Linked DNA regions of Mus musculus: all the other regions are linked to region 1. Evidence: chromatin loops called from intact Hi-C (ENCODE). Cell type or tissue: heart. All regions are shown on one strand. Region 1 has its middle 25 kb from the start of Gm30704. Region 2 has its middle 36 kb from the start of Gm31155. Region 3 has its middle 34 kb from the start of Gm46674. Region 4 has its middle 18 kb from the start of Gm31155. Region 5 overlaps Gm39528 (a long non-coding RNA gene).

Region 1 (5,000 bases):
TTCAGAAGGAAGATCAGGGGAGAGCAATGATGTCCCACATCCTCAGAGGTGCTAGAGGGTTTTAAGGCAGACTATAGTAAAGGCCTGCTGGTCCATATTGTTAGAAATGATTGTATAACTAGACAAATGGGGAAGAAGACAAACATCCCCTCACAGGTCATAGAAACATAAAGAAAGAAAGAGATGCACACATCTGAATCCCAGCAACACTCAAGAGACTGAGACAGAAAGATCGAGAGTTCCGTGCTAGCAAAGACAACACAGAGCCAGGAAGGGGGTGCTAAGAAATCACAGTAGTGTGTAGTAATCATCACATGAGTGTGACAATTAGTGTGTGAACATTATGAAGAGAAACAGGGCTTGTACAATCTAACATTGTCTCAAAGACGACTGTGTGGTGGACACAGCTTTTAGATATCAATTGGACCAAGAGATGAAGGTAAATAGCAGGCATAAGGCATGTTGATATCTGAGCCTCTCCATCCGCTGAGCTGAGAAGGGCACTATTCTTGGCCTCAAAGCACCTGCTCTTCAGAAGAGTCAATATCACAAAGAGGAAGGAAGCAATATCAGCGCAATGGTGGGATCTTGGGTAGGGAGCTGTGGCAATCTGGGGAAGGGTAGCGGGCTCTGCAGTTCAGATGGTAGTACTGGAGCAAGGTGAAGTTGGAGTATGCGTACTACGGTTATGTAAGATGTTACTATTAGGAGAAGCCAGGTGAGGGGTGTATGGCGGTGAACTGTTCTATTTTTTACACCTTTTCTGTAAGTCTAAAATTAGCTCAAAAAAATAAAAGGTTGAAAAAGTTGCCACATAAAAGATTTAGGGCAAATCTATGGAAGGCCTCTGGTGGCAAAGCCAGGAGGTTCTTTGGTGGAGTTCTGAAGGGCACCTATCTCCAGCATTTGAGGAAGAACCTGGTAGACCTGGGCCGTTAGCTACAAGGACTCAAACCCAAGAACACTCTGAGTCCCTTTAGGACTGGCAGATTCCTCCAGCAGAGATCTGTTCAACATGCTAACCTACAGTTGTCCAGATGGCCCGTGTCTCCAGGCCAGCCTCCAGTCTCGTGTCATTGGCTGACACTGGGTTGCCCTCTTTTTCCCTTGTAGTATGCTGCTGCTGGCAGGGGCAGTCCTGAGTCCCCATGCAGGCAGGGAGTGTCCATCCTGGATGACAGAGGGGGCAAGGTGAGACTGAAGCTGGGGAAGGCTTGGCAGGCAGGCAGGCGAGCATGTGGGTACTCTGGAGGGAGGGGCTCAGACAGTGGTTAGCTGCAGAGTGGGGCTTAGCAGCGGGAAGGGGGAAAGGAGGGGGCTCTCCTTCTCAAGAGGCCCTTTCATGTTGAAATCAGCCAGCGTGAATGCTGGCGGCCCAAGAGCCCAGCCGGGGGAAATGTGAGAGCCTCCTTATCTCCGCTCATGTCACAGCGCCGTCTGCGGTTCCCAGCCGGCCATCGAGGATGCATTAGAAGAGTGTGTATGGGGGTGTGTATGGGAGGGTGTTCATCAAGACCTTTGGGCTGGGCTCACTCAGCTAAGGGAGTTTGGAAGAGGCCATAGTAAAGGGCTGGAAGTGGACATACTGCACTCTGCACACTGCATTGGGCACATTGCATCTTGAAGCAAGGACAATTACAGACAGGGCTTCAGGTCTACAGTTGGGGGCTTGGCAAGAAAGCCTCTGGTGCTACTCTTTCTTATCAAATGCCTGAATGAACTGTACAGCATGCTTTGCCTGGCTCTGGGTGTGTTGACCAGTTTACACACCCACAGGGCCAGAGCACTCACCTCATCTTGGGAGAGGCATGAGGCACCACTCTAGCTCCATTTTATCCTAGGCTGGAAATATAGGCTGGGGAGGCTGTGGTCCCATATTCCCTAAGACACTGTCTGCCCAGGAGTGACCCCTGCTGTCCAGACAATCTTGGAGGCAGAAGGCTGAGCCTGTTGACTTCCTGTAGCTTACATTGGGTGTTCCTGTTGTTGGGCCCCTGTCACCCTCTGGCCTCGTGTTGCTCTTCTATGGGCTGTGAGGTGCTTTTCAGATCAGCCCCTGCAGAATAGAGGTGGGTGAAGCCAACATCTGGCCTGTGGGGCACTACTGGGTCCCACAGCTGGAGCTGTCAACAGCTGATGTTTTTACAGACACCATTTGCCTGTGCAAGTTCCTGGCCTCCAACACATTCCCACCATGGAGAGGTCCCTGGCCTCCTCCCCCACTGCACAGAGATCTGAAAGATGCTGGTGAGCTAGAGCCAGGTCTTCAAAGTAGGCTCTGTTGAGTAATGTTGGAAGGCTAGAGGATACCACAGTGGTATGGTCTGAAACTGGACAAGATGGAGGGAAGAGCTCCAGGAGCCCCAGGGCAACCAAATCTAACTGAGGGTCAGTCTGTCCCTCTGTCTCATCAACTTAAAACAGCCTGCTCTCTGGGCCCTTTCTTCTCCCCATCACGTTCACAAGGCTGTTTAAAGGTATTAGTCTCCTCTTGAGCACACAGTCCACCAGAGGAACATGGGCCTCACCTTTCACTGACAGCCAGAACCGGGAACAAGTGAGTAGCATAGTCATCTAACTGCTCCCAAGTAAGATTCCAAGGAGAGACAGGGAAGGGGATCTCAGAGGGGCAGGAGCCTGACAAAGGACGGTTTTTTCTCCTGGTGTCACAAGCTCCTAGGGACCTAGCCCTCTGCAATGCCTGCTGTTTTAAACACACACACACACACACACACACACACACACACACACACACACACACACACACACACACACACACATTATTCTGTGACTCCCTTTGAACTCCAGGGAGAAGGCAGAGAATGCTCAGGCTGTCCTGGGACAAGAAAAGAAGGTTAGCTTTGGAATCCTATGTGGTCCATACGAAGCTCTATGGCCAAAGGTGTCTGTGTCTAGATTTTTGTTCAAAGTCAAGCATCAACTCCATGAATATATTCTGAGCGCACACAATGTGTCTGGCATTCCATGAAGCACTTTTACAAAGAGGCAACTGCCATTACTCAAGTGCTTGCTATGCAGCATGCAGTCATGTGCACAATTCTTTTGGATCTTCATGAAATCCTGCACGAGGAACTAGGAGCGTGTCCTCCATGGGGAAGATGGGGGAAAGTGGGGGCCAGAGAACCAAACCATGTAATCTGGGTCTCCCAGGAAGAAAGTGGCAGAGCTAGGAGTCCACCCTATTTCATAGGCCCGCACCATCTGTCTAGGAAGAAAGCAAGGATAAAAGCCATCTGCACTAAGAAGAGAGACGGGCAGCAAGAAAGAAGCTCTGGCAAGGAGCCAGTTTCCTCTCTGGGACTCAGGGCTTTGGAGAGATGGGGGTGGATCCCTCTGAAATCCCACCCCAGACTTATCAAGCCTGAGTTCCCCAAAGGTGGAGGGAATGTTGTTGGGCAAACGAGGGCTTGTGAGTGTGCCTGCACAGAACTGAGAGTCAAGAGCAACAGAAGCCAAAGCCAAGGGACCCAAAAAAGCAAAGGGCAGAGCGAGCTAGATTTCCAGGAGTTCTCAGTGGACAGACACGCAGATGCTTTCAGAGCAAAGGATGACGCTTCCTGCTTTGTGAATCTGAAGGCTCTGGAGGTGCCAGCGGCTCCCTCAGTAGGGAATGGAGGTGTCAGCAGGTATTTCAGCAGGATGCTGGCAGACAGAGGAAGCCAGCCATTACTGTCCAGCAACTTCTACATAGACACTGTCCCACATTTCTCAGAGCTGAAAATCAGGACTCATCGCACACATTTTACAGAGGAGCAGGGTCGGGGGTAACTGGGGCTCTAAAAATGGGACCATAGGAACTCAGAACAGATGATTAAGAGGAGCACATATGCAGATTGGCGACCAAGAGCCCATTTTTATTTGGGCAGCCATAACAACATGGCTGAGGCCAAGTCTTCTATTAGGACCACAAACTTATTTCTCATGGTTCTAGAATTTTAAAAGTCCAACGGCAAGGTGTCAGCAGGTTCAGTGTGCCGTGCAGAGTATCCAGAAGGGGATCTTCTAGTTCTGTTCTCACACAGAAGGGACAGCAAAGCTCCCTCCTGCCTCCTGGTTTTTTGTTTGTTTGTTTTGGGTTTTGTTTGTTTGGGTTTTTTGGTTTTTGTTTTGCTTTGTTTTGTTCGGTTTGGTAGCCTAAGTTTTTCCTTGCACCAGCCTCGTAGGCAGCTTGGGTGTTAGTTACGCAGGAGCTACCACACACAGTTTCTTTTAGTAAGGACAGTAATCCATTCCTGACGATAAACCCTTACAACCAAAATGACACTCCCCCAAAGTCCCTGCTGCCCCTCTATAGCATTTTATTGAAGATTAGTTTTCATCCTTGTGAACTGGAAGGATGGGCACATGTTCAGTTCAACTTGGCGTGAGTTAGAGTCATGTAGGAAGAGGGAAAATCGCTTGGAAAAAAAATGTCTCCATCAGATTGATGTGGAAGGGCCCAGCCCTGTGGGAGGTACCACTCAGATAGGTGGTCCTAGGTGGTAGAAGAAACTAAGCTGAAAAAGCAGTGCTCCTCCATGGCCTCTGCTTCAGTCCTTGCCTCCAGCTTCCTGCTGTGGGTGAGTTCCGGCCTTGGATGTGCTCAGTGATGGGCCGTGCGCTGGAAGAGAACTTTCTCTCCCCAAGTTTCTTTTGGTCATGGAGCTTATCACAACAACAGAAAATAAGCTAGGACAAGATCGAGAGCTAAGGAGTGGCAGCAGAAAGATTCTCAGAGCCCACAGCTGTGCTCTGTGCTCGTGATCCCAGAATCTCTTGGACAGCAATAGCTCTTTGGTACAGTCCTGGGGTGGGGAAACCAGTCCACTTTGGGCTAGAGGGAAGTAAGAGTATATAGTCTAACATGCCCCCTCCCCCTTTTTTAGTTTTAAATCCTCTGTAGCATCCATGATTACTGGGTTTCTGCTTGAATTGAAAAGAGGTTGGTACTCCAAACAAAAGCATGGTTCCTGGAGTGGCTACAGTGGGTTCAGTGTGTC
Region 2 (5,000 bases), 160 kb after region 1:
GCCAGTTCTAAAAGTGCCCCCAGGGTAGGCCTTTCTGCCATCTTGATCCTGTGCACCTTGTCCCCTGAGTACCTGGGAACAAGGTCCTAAGGTCTTGTCAGAGACGAGTCAGTCTGTTTTACAGCTGCTTTCCCATCCTCCCTGTACCTTGAGTTCTGGCCAGTTTCCATCCTCCACTGTGTGAAACTTGAATGACTAAAACACTGGTTCTCAACCTGTGGGTAGTGACCCTTTGGAATCAAATGACCCTTTCACAGGGGTCACCTAAGACTGTTGGAAAACACACACACATATATTTACATTACGACTCCTGAAAGTAGCAAAATGATGGTTATGAGGTAGCAAGGAAAATAGATTCATGGTTGGGAATCACCACAATGTGAGGAACTGTGTTACAGGGTCACAGCATTCAGGAAGTTGGGAACCACTAAGTTCCCTAGGACATGACCTCCACTGGCATTGGTGATGGGGGCTAGACAGAGATGGATACAACACTCACTCGTAACCAGCAGCCCTGTCTGGAATGTTTCTGGTGCTTCATCCACGTTGCTTTGGAAGTGATGACCCTCTCTCAGAGGTACAATGATTCTAATCTGAAGTTCTGTTTCTCTCTTCTTGAGGAGAGAGAGAGAGAGGGAGGGGGGAGGGAGAGGGAGAGAGGGAGAGAGGGAGAGAGGGAGAGAGAGAGGGAGAGAGAGAGAGAGAGAGAAAGAGAGAGGGGGGAGAGAGAGAGAGAACATAGACATAGAAAGAGCTTACTCCTTCAGGAAGACTTTGGAAGGGTGATCAAAGGACAGAATTGGGTGGTCTAGTGACCTTAAGGGTGACACAGCTGCTGGGAAGAAGAGTTCAGGACAGGCCTTTTTGGTCAGGCTGAACTATTATGCAAGGGGACAGCTGTCTCCAGGAAGAGTGAGACCTGAGACCTCTGTGCTCAGAGACATGGAAATGGAGGCTGTGTATGGGCAACCATGAGAGGCAATGTAAGAGAGCCAGTGACAGAGGATGGCGCCTCCTGCCTTCGTTGTCCCTTTTGTGGGTATGTATGTCTTTGTGGCAATTAATACAGACCCGAGGGATATTTGTCTTCTTGTCAACTCTCCTCACTGAAATATTTGTGCAAGTACTTAAAGCTAGAAACAAAACAAAAGGCTCGCGAGCAAGTCCAGGTTATAGTAAGAGGAGGGGAAAGAGAGGAAGAACGAGAAGAGGACCTCCAAAATGAGAAACGTATAAGAAACAGTCACAAGCAGAAAAGGAGGCACATATGCAGGGGCTGGGGGCACAGAGAAAGGGAAGATAGAGAAGGTTTCAGGGGCATCCAGGCCAGGAAGGAAGCTAGCAACAGAGACCACCCCCCAACTCCATTTGCTTCTGTCCTTGTCCCAGCAGTTGGGAGGCTTTGGGGATAGGAGTGGGGTTTTTTCTCTAGCTAATCATGGCCGTACAAGATGGGGGTAGTGGCGGCCCACTGTTCCTTCAGAGGCTAGGGAGGTGCCGGGGGCCAAAGAGGCTTGGGGGGGGGGGCAGGTAGTGACAGGAGTGAGGGTGGATGCGCTGCATGGGTGGGGGTGGAGGGAAGACCCATTGCTCTTCCTGAAAAGAAGGTAGAAGAGGCGTGGGGCCCACTGAGTGGGTGAGGGTGAAGTGCTCCTCAGGAGTGCGACAGGCAGGCAGCTTGTGAGCTGAGAGAGGGGCAGCTGCTGCCATCCTCAGATGGGGAACACATCCTCCCGAGCAAAAGAGAGAATCCTGCTGTGGTGCTTTAAATAGCCACGTGTTCTGACAAGGCTTATTCACACCTTCACATCAGACTCTTGTGCAGAGTTTTTTCCACATCTACGCAGTAATCTCCATGGTTCTGCAACTATATACTTATGCATTTATGCCTTCCACGGCTATGTACAGCCACATCCATATCTATAACTGTGTCTATGCCACTGCAGTTGTCGCTGTGCCTATATGATCTATATGAGACTGTCTCTGGCCATTGCTCTCTACCCAGTTAGGAGCAGCTTGGCATCCTAGGGGTCAGAGCCTCTGCTTTTTCAGATGTTTGGCTCCAAAGCCATAGTGTGGTTTCATGGGAGTTGTGCAGAACCTGCCTTCCCACTTTTCATTTCCCACAGATGAGTTACCCTTGCACGGCAGAAGCAACTGCTTTATCCTGCATCTGTGGTGATGAGGAAGACAAGAAAGCATGAAGAATACTAAGCTGGGAGTAGAGTGGGAAGAAAAGGAGCCCGGGATAGGAGAGCAATTAAGTAGTTGTAAACTTTAATTATGGGTGGCCCGGCACTGTCACCGACCTGCTGTGTGACCTAGGACAAAATCTTGCCTTTCTGGGCTTTGGTGTCCCCACCCATGCCATCGTTAAAGTCCTCCCAGAACTGATTCCTTCACAAGCTGACAGCTGCCAAACCTTTCAGATCCTGGCATCTTACCACTGGAGAGCTTTGAGAATAACAACCCAGTGTAGTCAGAGGGATAAGTGTCCATGCGGTGGTTCTGAACATGCACGCTGACCCTAATGATGGGCAGATGACATCTATCTGCTCCTTCGATGCCCCTTAGAGAAAGTGGGAGTGGTAATAATACTATAGGTATTGTACATACCTCATGCATTACTCTGTGCAGCATCTGGGTGGATGACCTGCTGCCCGTTACTAGCCACAAGTTACCATACCCACTGATTCCATGTTTTGCAAGAGATAGGTCAAGTGTCAGCATCATCAGAGGATGAAGGAACAAGAAGTAAAACATCCTCTCACATACCACTTGTTTTCTCTTCTAATGTTCCTTGGAACTTTTTGAGATAGTTTTTCTATTCCAGGTTGAACTGGAATTCCCTCTACAGGCAATCAAACAGTCCAGCTGCCTCAGAGGAGTTTCTTAGTGCACAGAGAGTTGGGAGTGGATGCTACTGTTTGGTTGGGTCCCTTCTCTGGGCTTCTGGCTGTGTCTACCAAAGACCCTACTTTAGGGCTGTCCTCCCCCCTGCTGATTAGGACATAGGTCCCTTGGCACACAACCCCTTCGTAAGACTTCCTTTCAAGGATTCTCTCCGACTCCAGGCCCAAGGTCCACAGGATGTCCCATTCCCCAGGGAGCCAGTGGAGCCTCCCATAGGGCTTGTAGGCTAAGCTTTTAAGCCAGATTTTTCTCTCAGACACACAGAGCCAACAAGCAGAGTTCAGGGCTCAAAGGTGGCAGCTATAGCCTCAGCTTTCGCAGAGCTAGCCTCAGCTTTTGCCTGGCTAGCGTTACCAGCCTGTGCTACCACAACTCTCTTACTACCGAGCACTTCTGACTTAGGCAGGCCCTCGGTGTTGTTTCCAAGTTTGTTTTGTCATGCTGAGAAAGGAACCCAGGGCCTCAAGTATGCTAAACAAGGGCCCTATCATCAACCACATTCCAAAATCCCAGAACTGTTTCAGATCCCCAGGAGCCTATGTGGCAGGTGCTCTCATTTCAATTGGATTTACACTCCAAAGCTAAGGCGAGAGGGAACCCAATAACACATTATCTCAAGGCACTTGCCGTGGCCTCCTTAATTCTGGGTTTGCGTTGATCCCCAGGCAGCCTTCAGGTCCCCTACAGATCTCTTCTGTGTCTCCAGGTCACCTAGTCTATACCCTCAGGCTCAAAGCCCAGGCCTCTTCTACTTTACGTCCCTCCCTCCCGCTCCCTGCCCCAAAGACAACCGAAGAGGCAGTCCCTTCCCCCTTCCTTATTGTTGACAGCTCCAGTGCCTTCCGAGTCAGCCTCTCCCGGAGGCTGATCCCGACTGGCCAACGGGTGTCTCTGCCTGCCCTTCTCCACCCCGGCTCCCACGTGGAGCCTCCTAGGCTTAGGCTGTCCCATTCACACAGAGCCTTCCCCCATTGTCCAGGCCTGTCACTCAAGCCTAGCATTAGCATTTCTAAAGCCATCTCTTAGACACCACTAAGGCCTAGTCGAAAAAGAAGATCACTTTGAAACACTCGCTTTGGAAAAAGAGCTTGCTAGACAGGAAAGCTTAGCTTTAGATTCAGTGTTCCAGGACTCAGTGTGTTCACTGTTGAAATGGGGAGAACCTCTCTTTTCCTCTCTAGACTTAGAACGCCAGAGCTTCCTAAATTCAGAGCAGTGAGGTAGAGTGGTACCTGGGGCCCCAGTAAAACTACTTGTAACTTCCCGGGGGTTTCTTGAGCTCTGTTATTCTGGATCCTCCATTCTCCACCCACATGCCAAAGAAGGCATGGAGTTTTGTCAAAACTGGTTTTCCCTGCCCTAACCCAAGCGGCCTTTGTTAGGGCCCTGGCAGGATGGGGCATGAATGGGGTGACTTCTTTGCCCTGGCATCTGCAACCCGCCTAACCAACTTGGGTGGAGAGACAGCGCCACCCAGTGGTAGCCTGGGCAGTAAGCCAATCTTTTCTGGGCTGGGTCCTTACAGACCTGGCTTCTGGGTGCTCCGCGGAGTTACCTCACCAGAGAAAACCTTTCAAAACTTGAGGAATTTTACTGGTATTGGTTTAGCTATGTCAGAACCAAAGCTAAGGAGAAACTCAGCTTAGCTCAGCTCAGCTCAGCTCAGTTCAGCTTTTGCCTTCATCCCTTGTGCCTCTCCCATCACACAGCTAGCTCCTTATCCCACTCACAAGGTTCTTGCTTCCACGGCAGGTTCTGTTGTTGCTAACTAGGCCTTTTCCGTCCTCTGCATCACTTTCCTTCATCTGTGAAAATGGTGGGCAGGATACTCCTTGGTAACCTTCTGTCCTTCCTGATGGGCTGGGGAAATAGGAAGTAGGGGGTTTTGTGGGCTGGAAGGAAGGAGGGTGTATGTTTGTGGTATAAGGCACTTCTCCAAGGCTACCACCACCACGGCGCCGGTCCTGTGCTGCCAGGCATTAACAAAGGCTGAGTCAGGACAGGAAAAACAGTTCTGAGACAACCCCATGTCTCCCGTGCCTGGAGACTCACAATCTGCTGAGCAGCCTGGTTGACCAGCAGAGAAC
Region 3 (5,000 bases), 130 kb before region 1:
CATAAACCTAGCCTAACCCCTAATCCCCACTGTAGCTTCAGGTTTATAATCTCCCACCAAGGCGTCTTTAGTTGCTTCTATTTTGAATGCATAAAGGGTGATGTCCACCCATAGGAGGTGGCTTCACTACCACAAACTTTTGGGAATGGGCTTATGGAGGTGGGAAGAGGAGACTTTCAGTTTAGGCTTCACTGAGCTGGAGGCATCTGGGGGTCATCCTGGAGGAAATATGGAGTAGGCTGTCAACCATGGGCCTGGAGCTCAGAGGAGCAGTTTGTACTGTAATGATCTGTCGAGAGGTGAGAGCTAAAACTGTGGGAATGAACTTCAGACTTGATGGTTTTGATTCTTAAGTAAACAGCCAGCCAAGCACCAGTATATTTTGGAACACTGGTGGCCAAGGACGTGACAGGAAGAACTATAGGGAGACGGTGGGAGGTGGCGCCCTTCCCCAGTAGGGTACAAGGGGATCCCTCTTCTGGAACTGCCCTGGCTGTCACACACCTCCACAGGGGAGAGAGGGCCCTGGCTAGGGGCCTGCCTTAGGAAGGAGGAATGATTAGAATGAAGCCATGGCTGGCCTGAGTCCTCCTCCTGCCAGATGTTGCAGTGTTCCCTGGGTCTTCTCCCCTGGCCAGAGCCCGTGGACCTTGGTTTGCTGAGTGCCTCCCATCTCTGTAGAATCAAAGCATTCCTTTTCCCCAGCTTCTTCTCTGCTTTAGGCCAGCCTCTGTAAGTCAGTGCTCTGACCCTTTCTGAGTTGGGCCCAGAAAGCCTCACAAACCTTTTGCTTCCTGGCCTGGGGATGTGCTTTCCTCCCTAGCCCACCCAGCCCAGGCCCTGAGCCATGGCACAGGCTAGACAACAAGAGAAGCTGGGGAGCATCTGCCCCAGGAGCAGGCTGCTGGGAAGGCAGCTCCAGGCTCCTGCTTCTAGAGCTAGCCATGAGGCACCCCAGTAGGAAGTACAAGGGGTAAAACCAACAGAGGTTAGTGGGACAGCAGACAGAAATGTCAGGGATGGGATTGTTGAAAGGCCAGGTTGGGTGGCATTAGCAGGATGACAAGACCTGACCCTAGTTCATGACATGAACGAACATGTCAATTGGGATCTTTGGATATGTGTGTGTGTGTGTGTGTGTGTGTGTGTGTGTGTGTGTGTGTGTGTAGCCCAGGTTGGATTTGCTCCTGATCCTCCTATCTCTGCCTCCCTAGTGTTGGGATCATAGATCTGCACTGTCACACTCAGCTGGGTGTTGCTGTTATTGTTTCATTTTAATGTGGTGGGAGCTTTTCTTGTTTGGTTGGTTTCTTATTGTTTTGAGACAAAGGGTCCTACTGTGAACCCAGGCTCATTTGGAAATCATGATCATTGTGACTCTACCTACCTCCTTGGTGCAGCCTCAATGGGTACCTATTAAGTTGCCAGTTGAAATCCCATTGACAACTGGCCAGGTGCTCTTCTGTGTAGCCTCAGAACTCCCCACTGAAAAGGCCAGGCTTGTAGGAACCACAAGCCTGACATCAAATCCTAGTCCCAACTCTTTCTGGTGTGACTCCGGATAAATACATGAATTTCACCGTGGAAACGTTTGTTTGCCCATGCATAGGGTAGAATGAAGATAACATTTTCTTGCCTAGGTCGTTAGCAGGGTTAGATGAAGGAGCACATGGGTGTGCTCTGTGAGAGCCAAGGGCTATAATTATATGTATATGAGCTATATTTATCAGCATGGCGAAGATGGAGAAGTAAGTTCTCTGCCTCTTTGTCATCTGAGGGCACATTCCCCATTTCCTTCTACTCAATCCTGCGGGACTCCTTGAAGACTTAGCCTACTGAAGGTCAGGCTTAGGACACTGGTTTCTTGTTCTGCTGGAGGCCCCTCAGCATGCTGCTTGACTCCTCTGAGCCGTGAGAAGTGTGCTCTGTGGATAGCAGTGCAACGGAAAGGGGATTTTCTCCTAGTTTCTTTCCCTCCCTCTGGATGATGCGATCAAAGAAGAGGTTCACACAGAGGTGAGGCCCAAAGGCACAGCAGCACCCTTCCCAGATGTGGTGTGGGGGCAGGGGGCGGGGGAGACTGAAGAAATGTGGCCATGTGGAGGGCAGGGCCAGGGCTGGCCTGCCTGTGATCAAAGGCACGGGTGGGGCGGGGCAAGGGCTGGGGGCAAGTTCCTCACATTGCTGACGGGTTAGTCCTTTCTCTTGGTTGCCTGGATGCCTTGGTAGCTCCCAGTCCCTGTGTTCACTGGTTCATCGTTTACTGCAGGGCTGTGCCTGCAGCCAGCATTCAAGCCGATTATGAATGGGGAGCAAGCTACTTACATAGTCCTCTATGGAGTGGGTTGAGAGATACATGCCAAGCTGAGTGCTACCTTACTCTGCTCTTGTACCTGCACCAGTGGAGATACTGGTAACTTGTTACTGCCCAACTGTCCCAGGCACTTCACTTGCCTGACTCCCATTTGCCTCCTTGTGTGCTGGTGGGCGGGTCTCAGCCTACTGGCACTGGGCAGCCATTCCCGTGTGGTAGCAGTAGTGGCTGGGAGCCTGTGTGCTCTCCTGGGTTGGAGCAGGTGGGTGAGCTTAACTCTGCAGATCTGGGGCAGAGGAAGATGGGCATAGAAAGAACTGTTTTTTTCCTCCGGGGAAGGAAAGATCTTGGTGTTCCTGGGTCAACTCCAGAAGCCCAGGGGCTCCAGCTGCCCATGTCACCAGGAAATGTGCATTCTAAACAATGCCCAGGCCAGCCCATCCTGAATCCTACCTACCACCCCTAGTGGGAGCCCTGGGAGATGCCTCTGGCCATTGTTCCCAGAGACAACTCACTGGGGTCAGACCTGGGCGATACCAGGGTCCTCAACTTCCACACCCTGGGAGGAGGCTCATGATGTCCCAGAGAAAGTTCTTTCCAGGCTTTGTTTTGGATTGGGCAGGAAGTCACTCAGGACGTGATGGTTTGGGTGGGGGCTGGGGTAGAGGAGCATGGGGGTTGTCAGTTTTCCTTTTGGTTTCCTTTGGGGAGGGCTATTGACGAGGTAAGCTGAGGTAAGGAGCAGATACTTGGCTCAGCTTCTAGTCAGGAGACCTTAGCACACCAGTTTCTTTATCGCTCAATGGAGATGGCTATTCCTACCTTCTAGTTATTGGGAGAACTTTTTTTTTTCCCACCAAGATTCTTTTGACAGCTTTTCTGGCACATAGTTCGGGTATTGTTTTTTTGTTTGTTCATTTGTTTTTTTCTTTGATAGGTCCTGCTATGTAGCCCGTGCTGGCCTCAAATTCCTGATCTTTATTCCTTAGCCTCCTTAAGGCTCAGATTACAAATATGTGCCATCACCCTTGACTTTATTTACTATTACATTATCTGTCTATCCATTTTAGTCATACCCTCTAGCCTAAACTGGCTTGGAACTCATAGCCTCGTCAAGCCTAGCATATAGTTTAAATGTCAGTTCTAGTTTCCTTCTCTTTTCCAAGCTAAGACTCCTTGTCTCAGAAGCCTTAGGCACTCCTGTCTTTTTAACCGGCAACAGGCACCATTCAGGCACAGTGCTGGTAGCATCCCCACTTTACAAGTAGGGAAACAGAGGGAGAGGGAGAGTGATACACAGTAAAGAAGGTGATATGAACAGCTTTTGTTCTGCTGTGATTTGTGCCCTGTCCGGCATTAGACTGCAACTTTGAGTACTTTTCTGCTTTTATGAGTCTCACGTTATTCAGTTGCTCAATGGGGATGTTTAACTCAACTCCTCCAGGCTTACTATCAATCCAGGGGCACTGGACATACCAGCCATGACCTGCTGTCCTTGCTTCTCTCTGTGGGGCCAGTGGACAGTGGACCTGTGGATGCCGTGAGGCATCTATCCCTGCCATTCCTTGGCATTCCTTGCCAGCAGCTGAAAGCTCAGTCTTTTTGGGCTCCTTCCAGGAAACAGAGCTGAATGCACATGAGAAAGACTTTGTTAAAGAGATAACACTGGGTCAATTCACATTTTTAAAAACAATACCAAGTCATTCCTTTAAGCTGTGATTAGCAGTAAATGACTTTTGACACAATGTGGAACTGATTGTGACCAATGGGATACTACCACTCCTTAGGGAAAACTTCTGTATTTCTGATCACTTTTCTGATAATGTATGAATCCATGGAAATACAAGTGATGATTGGTATTGTTCTATTATCATTGTTTTTGTTCTGCAAGGCATGCAGTATAAAGGTTAAGACTGTAGGCTCAGGAGGTAAACTTGTTGGGTAAGAAGATTGCCTAGGCCATTTTCCAGCTATATAATATTTGGTATGAATATTGGGTATGTTACTTAACTGTTTAATGCCTTGGTTTACCCAAATATCAAATTGGGATAATACTAATAATAGTGTATACATATGTATATGTAGTATATAATAGCATACACACATACATATCAGTTGTTTGAGAATCAAATGAGATAATTGAATTCAAGTGGTTAGCACAGTATCTAGTTCAAAGGTCAACATCTAAACCCTGCAGGCCAAGATGGCTTGTTGCCTGTTGCTAAAGACCAAGCTTTACTGAACACAGCCATATTTGTTTGTTTACCTATCATCCATGATTGTTTGTGGCACCTCAGCCCAGTCAAATAGTTAACATCAGAGTCCTAGAGGCACAAAATCTAAACTCCTCACTGTCTCTTCCCTGGGGCAGGGAATCTGTGAAAAACTTTTGTGTTCAGGCAATATTATTTTATTTTATTATTCTAACATTTTTTTCATTGTAAACATTGAGATCCAAGTCCAAGGAAAGGAAATGACTTGCCCAAAGCCATACAACTAGGGTGGTACAGTACTGGGACCACACTTAGCTCAGAAAACTTTCAAGGATGCAACATCAACTACAAATTCATCCATGCTTGGCATCCTTGGGCTCAAGGCTCCCTAGACAAAGGATTCCAGCTGCCAAGCCAAGAAGAGGCCTCTTCCCTCCAGTGCCAGGTCAGTAGGCATGGGCCAACAGTTTTAC
Region 4 (5,000 bases), 220 kb after region 1:
GCCATGGTTTCTTTCTTTCCTGGCTAGCCTACCATTCTGGGGTCGAAATTATTTTTTTGTACTTGAATCTGGACCTCATTCCTCTGTGATTTGACCTTGGACCAATCACTTACCAGTCTGTGTCTCAGTCTCATCTAGAGAGTGGGGCAGTGCTAAGATTTATGAAAAATGGAGTCCCTGGGTGTCCCTGAGAAGCAGTGGGACCCAGAGCGGGAGAGTAAAGTCAAATGAGTTGTCTCCCTTGTTCCTCAAGTGTTAAACGTTGTTCTGTTCAACCCTTGTGCCAGGCATTAGGATTTAGAGCAAGCAAAGAGGTTCACACACTCATAGTTGAAGCCTCAGGCATTTTTTTAGCTCTGTGGTGGAGCCCCTGTGGGTGTCTGGGCCAGAACCACCCTGCCTGACTATCTGGGCGATTCCCTGGGGGAGCAGAGGAGGTTGCTGCAGTGTCCCTGAGCCTCTCCTTCCTCCCAGTCTGCTCCTCCTCCCCAAGGCTGTTGAGAGGCTAGGGTGATGGATGGGGCCCTGCCTTCCCCTCACTACTTCTTTGATGAAAAGAAAGAAAAGTCCACCTGAATCTCAAATCAAAAACAGGTGAATTGCCACTCTGGTCTGCAGGAAGGTTGGGGGCTGAGGGGAGAAAGGAGAGGTGATAAATCACACTGTCAGGTGGGGGTTCTACCCTTCAGCTGTGGTAAGGACTTTGGGCTGCCCCAGACCTGCTTTCCTCCTAAGATGGGGGTGTATCAATCACAAAATGTGGGTAGCGGGCAACTGTCCCTAAGCATTGAAGGCTCACAGCAAGTTGCTCCATGGCCAACCCTCCCTCCTCTCCACCAGCCTCCACTGTCGCCTCTACACGTGGGAGGTACAACTCTTCCCTTGTGTTCCAGCATGCTTGAAGTTTGCTAGCACCTTGCCCACTGAGGTAGGAGTGTGTGTGTGTGTGTGTGTGTGTGTGTGTGTGTGTGTGCTCGCACATGCTCATACCTGCACTCACTCAGGCTTGCTCACTTTGTTGTGTGTATCTGGGCAAGTCCCTGGCTCTCTCTGAACTTTGGCTTCTGTCTTTGAACCACAAAGGGGTTCTTTTAGAAGCTAAAAAATGACAGGCAGATAGATAATGGACCTTGCATTTGTATCCTAGGAAGGGTGGCATGGGAGCCCTGGGTGTCCCATACATTGGTATGGCACTTCCTTCTGCCCAAACTTGTGCACTGATACTGTGCAATGATAGACCATGGATCCCTGGACTTGGTAAACAACTATCCCAGAAGACTGTCAGCACACTGAGAGTGTGACCCTAATCCAATCCTGATCTGTTTCTCTTGCAGCAGAGACACAGCAGGGCCTCAATGTCAACAGTACATAGTCTTTGAAAGTGGTGCGGTGTGGGTGGTGGGTGGTTGGGGGCTGTGAGAGCAAAGGGCAAAGCTGAGCAGGGCACTATTTAGATCTCCAGAGACTGACTGATAGGGAGGGGGCGGATTAAGGGATGGGAGAGACCTCAGAGTTCTATCTACTATATAAAGGCTAACTAGACCCCTGGGAGATGATACAGGAAAAATCACAACACGAGGGCCAGGCTGTAGAATAGGCCCCACCCAGGCTTTGGGTTCAAATCTTCCAGTCTCAGGAGAAGCTGTGTCTGCTATGAGAACTGAAGAGTTTCTGATCTAGCCTGATCCACACCCAAATTCCAGCAGCTAGATGCTGCCAGCCTGACTCCCACTGTCTACCTACACAAGCCTGGGGGCTGTAGCACCCTAGACTCGAAGCCAGGAGCGACTTGCAGCCTCCAGGAAGGCTGGACAGGAGCCAGAACCTTCCACGTTGGCTTCTGACTCTTGCAGTTCCAGACCTTCAGAAGAGCAAGGGTAGAAGGAGCAGGAGAGGAAAGGTGGAGAAGAGCGAGCTGGAGAGGATGCAAGGAAGAGGGAAGCACGGGGAACGAAAGCTCGAAGTCCTTAAGGGGGAAATAAAAAGAAGGAGAGAACAGTCCACTGAGCACGGACTTGGGCGAAGACACAGGCAGAGCAGAGAATGGAGGGTGGGGGGTAATACAGAGACACCCCTAAAAGGGACAAGCTGTGGAACAGAGCAGGAAAGAGGGGTCGCCAGAGGGGCAGAGAAAGGACCCCAGCCCAGGGGTCCCCCTCCCTACATTTCTGTGAGCTCCCCAGAGGCGGTGGGGGCAAACTGAAAATGAAACACCTCGTCCCCGGGCCCAGGGATGTGACCCTCAGAGTAAGAGGATTAGGGAGGCTTCCAAGAGGAAATGGGGAGGGTGCCAGGAATGGGGGAGCCGAACATAAACTCCCGCTGCCCCCCCCCCCCAAGCCAGGAGAAAGCTTGCGGACCATCGCACTTGAGCCATGGAGTACCAGTGCCCCCTTGTGGCACAGGGCCGACTGGAAAACTGCTGGTGCGTGGGGGCTGGGGTGGCAGGGGTGGCAGGGGTGGTATGGGTGGTTTGCGTCCCACACAGGACTTTGGACTCCTGGAGTCTGCCGGTGTGAGAGAACATCTGAGATGGACTAGTGACTGTCCAGGACCTCCAAAGCCTGAAAAACATCAATGAAGACTGAACTGTGAGCCTGAGGTTCTCTGTCCCTCCCTCCCTTTCTCTGGAGCACACCAGGCAATCTGCAGGCCACAGGGCAGGCAAAGGCCTGCGCTCCCCTCCACTGTGCCTGCTCCAATGTTAGGTGTACAGCTCCGCTTTTAGTATCCCGGTCTCCCAGTCTCGCAGTCTTGTATCTGGGCCTCTAGGTGCCTCCCACTCAACTCCCAAGAGCTGCTTCCCTTGGTAGCATATGCATGAGTGCTTGCTGGTGCAGGGGTGGGGTGTGCATGTGAGTGTGCTTTGTGCACAGTGGCCTGTCCCAGCGCAGAGTGGAACTGGGAATGTCTTTTGCCTGGGAGAGTCAGGAGCCTTAGGTTTCAATTAGTCTTCATCATTGACTTGCTGTGCAATTTTGAGCATATTCTTACCCATTCTGTAAGTCTACCCCTCCCCATCTAAAGCCGGAAGGGCTGGTTTTAATGGTTTTACCATACCCAAAGACAGAGCTTGATTAAGAAAGGAGTCCCTACGCTCTTCACTGTGATTCCGAGAGGTGATTTGCACAAACCTGAGGACATCCCACCTAACCATGAGCTGGAACCTCCTCCAGTGTGCCCTCATCAGTGTCCCTACTCCACATTTGCCCAGTGAGGCATGTGTGTATGTGGGGTGGGGTGGGGTGGTCTGTACTCAGGCCTGCTCACAACCTGGGATGCCTTCTGTCCAGGAAGGGCTCACTGATGAGAGGGGGTAGTTCTGAGTCTCTCTTGCTCAACTCAGAGTGCAGCACCCGGTCTATTGGGTCTATTGGTGAGCTCCAGTCTGGGAGAGGAGAAATCTGAGCCTGCTGGCGGCTTCCCCAGGAGGGAGTGGAGTGTAGAGGTGAAGAGCAGCAGGAGGATGCACCTGGCTCAGCAGGAGAGAGCCCTGGGAGGGAGCAGGGCAGGGCACCCTAGTCCGAGGATAACCAGGGAGTAGGAGGAGTTGAGGAGCTCTGGTTTCCAAGGAAGTTTGATGCTTGAGCCTGTGGTCCAGGTTTCTGTATCTGCAAAATAAAGGTAAGAGCGCTCCAACGGCAAAGCAATCGGGAACAATAGATGAATTCACAGAGATCAGCAGCTAAGACATTCACTGGCACCTAGTGCGTGCTTTGTTTGTTCGCTTGCTTTTTTGAGACACTGTCTTGTGTCTTGTTCCTCTGCCTTATTTTTTTTTTTTTTTTGCACTGTTCTTTAAATTATCATTGCATATGTGCAGTGGGACATGTGTCATGGTGCACATGTGGAGGTCAGATGACATCTTTGTGGTGTCAGATCTTCCATTTTTCCCCCTCTTTTGGCTTTTTGAGACAGGGTTTCTTTGTGTAGCCCTGGCTGTCCTGGAGGAACAAGCTGACCTCCACTTCAGAGATCCACCTGCCTCTGCCTCCTGACCTGGCTTTCCTTCCACCTTTCTGTGTATTCTGGAGATTGAACTCGGGTCACCAGGCTTATATGTCAAGTACCTTTACCCACTGAGCCACCTTGCTGGCCCTACTTTGCTTTTTTGTTGTTGTTGGTGGTGGTTTTTTTGTTTGTTTGTTTTTTGTTTTGTTTTGTTTTGTTTTTTTGTTTTTTTGTTTTTTGTTTTTTTTTTTTTTTGAGACAGGGTTTCTCTGTGTAGCCCTGGCTGTCCTGAAACTCACTTTGTAGACCAGGCTGGCCTCGAACTCAGAAATTCGCCTGCCTCTGCCTCCTGAGTGCTGGGATTAAAGGCGTGCACCTCCACTCCCGGCTCCCACTTTACTTTTTAAGACAGGGTCTCTTACTGAACCCAGAACTTGACAATTGGCTGGCTAGTGAACTCCAGAACCTGTTCCCATGCCTCCTTAGCACTGAGTTACAGATGTATCTCAAACCATACTCAGACCTTCTGTTGCTAATTTTTCATCTCCAGCTTTTGGCTGGGTGCTAGGGATCTAAACTCATATCCTCATGCTTGAAGAGCAAGGACTTTGCCCGCTGAGCCTTATTCCCAAGCACCCTGATCTTGATCATCTACTCCAACTGTGTCTATTTCCTGGGTGCTGGGATTAGAAGTCACTGCAGGCATATGCCAGTGTGTCTGATTTATGCCTTGCTGGGAACTGAACTCTAGTCTTCCTGCTTGACAGGTAAGTATACTACTAACTAAGCTGTGTATCTCCAGACCTTCTTTTGCTGTTTTGTTTTTTGTTTTTCCTGGAAACCCTTTCTTGGAACATACTAGTCAGAGGAATTCTGTAACGTTCTAGCTGGCAGGACTTTATAGATGATGGCTGCGAGCACTGGTTCTCAACCTTCATAATGCTGGGACCCTTTCATACAGTTCCTCATGCTGCTGTGAGCCCTAACCATAAGATTATTTTCAATGCTACTTCATAACTGTCATTTTGCTACTGTTATGAATCATAATG
Region 5 (5,000 bases), 65 kb before region 1:
ACTACAAATATTTTTAGATTGCACACTGCTGAGTGAGTGTGGTGGTATCCAGGAGACTAAGGCAGGAGGATCACGAGTTCAAGGCCAACCTGGGCTTTGTAGTGAGACTTTGCCTCCCAATTTACAAGGGGAGCAAGATAGGGGTGTCGCTTATTGGTGAAGTTCTTGCCTATCATGGGTAAGACTGAGTCCCATCCCAACCACACAAAAGACTGCTATGTAAAGTAAATCGGCTAAAATGCAGAAGGCATCTAAAATAGCCCTTGGCACGCTCTGACCGCTGAGGAGGTTGAGTTGAATATTTCGCCACTCTCCTTCGTAGGGCATTCCAGAGGGAGGAGCGTGAGAGAGGCAAGAGAGCTGTCGGACGAAAACACAGTTCAGGGGGTCACTGCAACTCCTTAGAGCTGGCATCCTCCCACATTTGGACAATAGCATCTAGAGTCTTTAAAAGAGGGCCTGTGTGATGAAACAATTGCACTTCTGGGAATTCATCCTGCGGAAAGAATAGGTCAGCAGAGACGTACTTATCAGGATGTCCGTGGCCTGATTATTATAGCACAGAGAAAAAAAAAAGTGGCTTAGCTAAAGGAATTACGGTGTGTCCATGCACTGTGACTAGGGAAACCAAGCATGTCACTCTACAGCACTGATGCAGAAGGATATTGCTAGGACAGTAGGCACGGTAGTCAAGGCTGGATCGAGACACTGTTAGGGGCTCAATATTGGGAAAGAGAACCTATTCCTATTTATGGAACACTGAAAATTGCCTGGCAACGATTTTTTGAACATTTACTGCTTCTATTATGAGAAAGAAACAAGGAACAAAATGATTTCTCGTTTGAAAGCAAACTCTTGAAGCTTTAGAACCTATCTTTATCTGGGAAGGGGTCCTGGGTCTTAGGCCTCCAGGCAGGAGTGATCTCCCAACTTGCTCACGAGCTAGCCCAGCATTTCAGACTTCTCGCTGCTGCTTGCCAAGAAGCAGGGGTAGAGCAGAGAGTGGAAGCATTAATGGAGTCAGCCAGACAAATGTGGACTTCTCTGCTTCTAGAAGAAAGCCTCAAAACCACCAGTCCAGGTGACCTTGCTCAGCCGTTCATTCATCTGTTCACTCAAAAATGATTTACTGAGCAATTACTATGTACCCAGACCAAGTGGTGAGGACACAGAAATGAGCAAAAGTGACAGAATTCCTTGTTCTCATGGAGATTTCAATCCATAGCAGAGAGGGTATAATCTCTCTCTCTCTCTCTCTCTCTCTCTCTCTCTCTCTCTCTCTCTCTCTGTGTGTGTGTGTGTGTGTGTGTGTGTGTGTGTGTGTGTGTGTGTGTTGGGGGCAGAGAGGGGACAGTTCACATCATGGCAGCCAGGAAGGAGAGAAAGAGAAAGATGGAGGGGAGAAGGGGATGGCTGTGCTGTGGGTGCTCTTTTGCTTTATTCTTCTTGTGCATCTCAGCCAGTGGGAGAGTGCCACCTACATTCAGGTGGGCTCTTTCCTGTTGGCTAACCCTCTAGAGAAATACTCGCCCAGATAGAGTCTGATCTGTGCTTTATGAATCCCCCAGGAGCTTCTCAATCCACTCAAGTTGGCAAGATTACCCATCAGAGTGTGTCGCTGAAAACAGAGGAGATTGAAATCAACAGCTGATCTGGGTGAGGAAGCCAGGCATGCGCACAACCAGAAAGCGCGCATTCCAAGCAAGTGCAGCGCCCCTGAGGTGGCAAGGCTGCTGCTGAATGGGTTGAAGTATAGAAAAGAGGCCATGCAGGCTGCCAAAGGGACATTCCAGGTAAATCTGGGAGAGGAATGCACACTAAATCAGGGCTGGGTGGGCAAGCCATGGTGAAGGTTTGGCTCTTATTCAAAGTGAAATGAGGAGACAGGACAGGGGTCTCAGCAATGTGACAGTCACTTGCCTACATTTTAGCAGAATCGCTTTGGCTGCTGTCATACAAGTAGACTGATGTAGAAATAATTAAAAAAGGAGAGACAAGGAAGCAGTTTAGAAGCTATGACAGTAATCCCGGTGATGTATCTCAGACCTAAGTGGCAGTGGAAGTGAAAAGAACTGTCCTTTCTGCTTTGACTGCTTGCTGGGCTCAGATGTTGCACCAAATCCAGAATGATCTGTGGCAAGCATCCCACTTTGGTGAGAAGATGGCATGCAGTGTGTCCTGCTGTGGGGCTACCCTTCTTCCCTGTACGACCTTTGTGTGGGGTATTCACTATTGGATTCCTCCAGGGCTTAGAGCAGGGGTTGCTTGACTGGAGCTGAGCGCAGGAATGAATGTGGTGGAAGTACAGACAGGGGAGTAAGGAATTCAACCCAATCGTGGGAGGAAAAGGGCGGGGATGGGTGGACAGAAGTGATCTGCTCATTAAGCCAAGCCCAGAGGAGTAATTTCTGCCTCAGAACATATGCGCAGGCGCAGACCAGCCCTTATCTCAGCCTCGCTGATGGAATTTGGGTGTAACTATTCTTCCCATTGGTCACAGGAAAGAGATCCCGCTTGGGTAGGATTCCTCCCCTCTTAGAAAGGAAGCTAGTCCAAGAGAAGGCATAGAGCTAGTGTTCCTCAGCGGGAAACAGAACCCAAAGCATGGGCCCATCTTAGTCCACTCTACATCACCCTGTCTTCCTGGTACACTCCTGTGCCTCCTACACGTTTCATTCTCATTTGATAACTCAGCAACTTGTCTTCCCAAGTTCTTTGTTCCCTTTCCTCTGCTTTCCCCTAGAGCGATCCACCAGCCCCTGGGTTCCTTGAAAACCCTTGCTTCATTCAGTGCAAATGCCCTCTTAACCTTGAAATGTCTCGAACATTTTTCTTAGCAAGATTCCAATTCCCTGAAAAACATACCCCCTGATGGCTGCAGTCAGCATGGGAGCCTCACTTTCCCTTTAGCTAGAGGGTTGGGAGCTTGACTGACTCTGACCATGGATGCCCCATTTTCTCTGCCTTCCATGAGTAGTATATCCTGAACCACTAACACTAAGGTTTGGAAAAGGGCTCATAAAGACTTATCAAGCATACTGCCAATAAAATAGTAATGTTTTAGCGAGCATTTCGTGGATTCAGGTTTTAAATGGGGCAGATTAAGCCAGTACCTCCAGTACTGCCTGCCAGCCCCAAGTCTCATGGAAACCTTAGAAAAGGGATCTGAATATGTGCTGTTAAAGGATTACATGTAGGATAAGAGTCAACTACGACAAAATGGTGTGCGGTGAGGAGGAGAGAGATGAGAGCTAGAGCTGACTTGGCAGGGAACACAGGCACAGGCCTCACAGAAGAGGCATCCCAGACACTTCTGAAGATGATGGGGTATTCATGCCGACAATACATGGCATGACTGAAAGTCCCACGACACAGAATTGGCCTTCTTGCACCTTGCCAGAGCACTGGAAATTTGTTTCCTAGGGAGGCTGGACACAGAGGCAACACAACAGTCCTGCTTCCAGAATCTCTGGAGTAGAGTCATCTCTACACTGAAGCACAAAGCCTGTGCCCTCTTCCCCTACTCAGCCACAGGAGCCAAGCATCCATGTTTCTCCCACACCTCACCAGAGCGATATTTGACTGTTCCCTTAAAGGCCAGAAAACTCACTGCCCGTTGAAGACTGCTGGGATCTGCATGGAGATTTCTAATCCTCTTGTCACTTCCCAACCCTTAAAAATGAGTGGCTAGCCAAAGACCACCAGACATTTCAGAAAAGTCTTCAATGTCCAAGACAAAGGCCATACAAACAGAAAAGCCAACTCAAAGGAAACAACACAGAGTCAAGGCGTAAAAGAAAATTAAGCTAACAATCATACTTTGGTGACTTCAGCAACAAAGGTCACCTTGTACTCAAGCCACATGCTGTGTAGCCACTACAGTGATACTCTATGTCATCCATCGTCAGGACTCCAGCTGAAGGAGCAGCTTTCAGTCTGGGACACCATTAGACTCATAAAAGAAGGAAGCAAGGTAGCAGAATGGCAAATGACTTGCAGTGCTTGTGCTAAGAAATGGAATTTGTCACTTCAACTCCCATTTCCGCAGCCAAAACAAGGGACACATTGACATGTAGTGTCCAGAATGCACAGAATATTTTGTTGCATAGACAAGTCAAGAGACAGAATAGCATATGTTTCTACAAGTCCAGAATATATCAGAATCCACAAAATAGAAGCAGAAAGCAATCAAGGAGGGGAATAGAGTTAATGAATTGCTGATGTGGTAGCATAAATGCTAAATTAACTAAGTCAGCAAGAAGCCAGAGCTTTGAAAAGGAAGATAAAGTTGGCAACAATGGAGATGAACAAAGAACTGGGAAAAAAAAAAAAACAGAAAACTGCAAGAATACACTAAGAGCCCCAATATGTAACTCAAAAGATTACCAGAAAGAAAAGAGACAGCTAGGGGAGGGGAGGAAGCATCAATGAGCCACTTTCTCCAGGTGGAAAGACACCAACATCTCAAATTCCTCGGAAGTGGAAGGCAAGTCCCTATTACCGAAGACACTATACACTTCAGATGCAGGACCCAAAGGCCCCTGAGTTGAAACTGACCTAAAAGTGTCTTCTCTAAAGATTAGCTTTCATGGTACCAGAGGACATCACACAAACTTCTAAAGGAACGAAGAAATCAACAATCTTTTCTAGCCAGTATGGTTATGAACCACAAAACTGACCCATGTGGCATGATAACCCTAAAGGTGGAATAGTGGTACTGATACCTTTGTGGTAACCAGCAGCTTTCTGATTGGACTTCGGGCCTGCTCAACAAGCGGGAGATCATGCCTGTACTGAAATCCTAGCCAAGTACCCAGGGGTTATAAAAATCATGGATTTTAGAGAAACTACAACCACCACTGCAATAACTACATTTTAAAAATATTTGTCTATTTACCCAGAGAAATGTAGTCCTCACCTCTTATGGAGGAAACTCTTTCCTTGAAACTGACATTGGCCATTACAGAAAGGTACAACAAATCAAAATGCCAGTTCTGGAG

Evidence for each region. A loop is a pair of places that touch in the nucleus more often than their neighbours do. Peaks named below come from ENCODE experiments on the same cell type or tissue, not always from the same donor. Only the 100,000 strongest peaks of a DNase experiment are listed, where the experiment ranks them.
Region 2: it touches region 1 in a loop (5-fold over the local background); 5 of 42 quality-filtered maps call a loop at or near these places.
Region 3: a loop joins it to region 1, with 2.0 times the contacts of the local background. A loop is called at or near these places in 3 of 42 quality-filtered maps.
Region 4: a loop joins it to region 1, with 2.9 times the contacts of the local background. A loop is called at or near these places in 3 of 42 quality-filtered maps.
Region 5: it touches region 1 in a loop (4-fold over the local background); 6 of 42 quality-filtered maps call a loop at or near these places.

What each region holds. Positions count from the first base shown.
Region 1 is chrX:99,357,064-99,362,063 of GRCm38, forward strand. No RefSeq gene overlaps it. Among named protein-coding and RNA genes, the nearest start is that of Gm30704, 25 kb to the left of the region's middle. In heart, a CTCF peak has its summit at 1,919 (motif pointing left); no DNase peak of the experiment used is centred here; H3K4me3 peaks cover 239 bases; H3K27ac peaks cover 1,164 bases; H3K27me3 peaks cover 3,355 bases.
Region 2 is chrX:99,518,647-99,523,646 of GRCm38, forward strand. No RefSeq gene overlaps it. Among named protein-coding and RNA genes, the nearest start is that of Gm31155, 36 kb to the right of the region's middle. In heart, a CTCF peak has its summit at 4,399 (motif pointing left); no DNase peak of the experiment used is centred here; H3K27me3 peaks cover 3,841 bases.
Region 3 is chrX:99,230,378-99,235,377 of GRCm38, forward strand. No RefSeq gene overlaps it. Among named protein-coding and RNA genes, the nearest start is that of Gm46674, 34 kb to the left of the region's middle. In heart, a CTCF peak has its summit at 2,770; a DNase peak (open chromatin) is centred at 2,944; H3K27me3 peaks cover 1,846 bases.
Region 4 is chrX:99,572,570-99,577,569 of GRCm38, forward strand. No RefSeq gene overlaps it. Among named protein-coding and RNA genes, the nearest start is that of Gm31155, 18 kb to the left of the region's middle. In heart, a CTCF peak has its summit at 2,393 (motif pointing left); no DNase peak of the experiment used is centred here; H3K4me3 peaks cover 494 bases; H3K27ac peaks cover 288 bases; H3K27me3 peaks cover 2,977 bases.
Region 5 is chrX:99,292,515-99,297,514 of GRCm38, forward strand. It overlaps Gm39528 (a long non-coding RNA gene), which reads left to right. Exons shown (of 3, transcript XR_878181.2): 2 at 1,569-1,793. Among named protein-coding and RNA genes, the nearest start is that of Gm30649, 3.4 kb to the left of the region's middle. In heart, no CTCF peak of the experiment used is centred here; DNase peaks (open chromatin) are centred at 517 and 2,407; H3K27ac peaks cover 489 bases; H3K27me3 peaks cover 2,308 bases.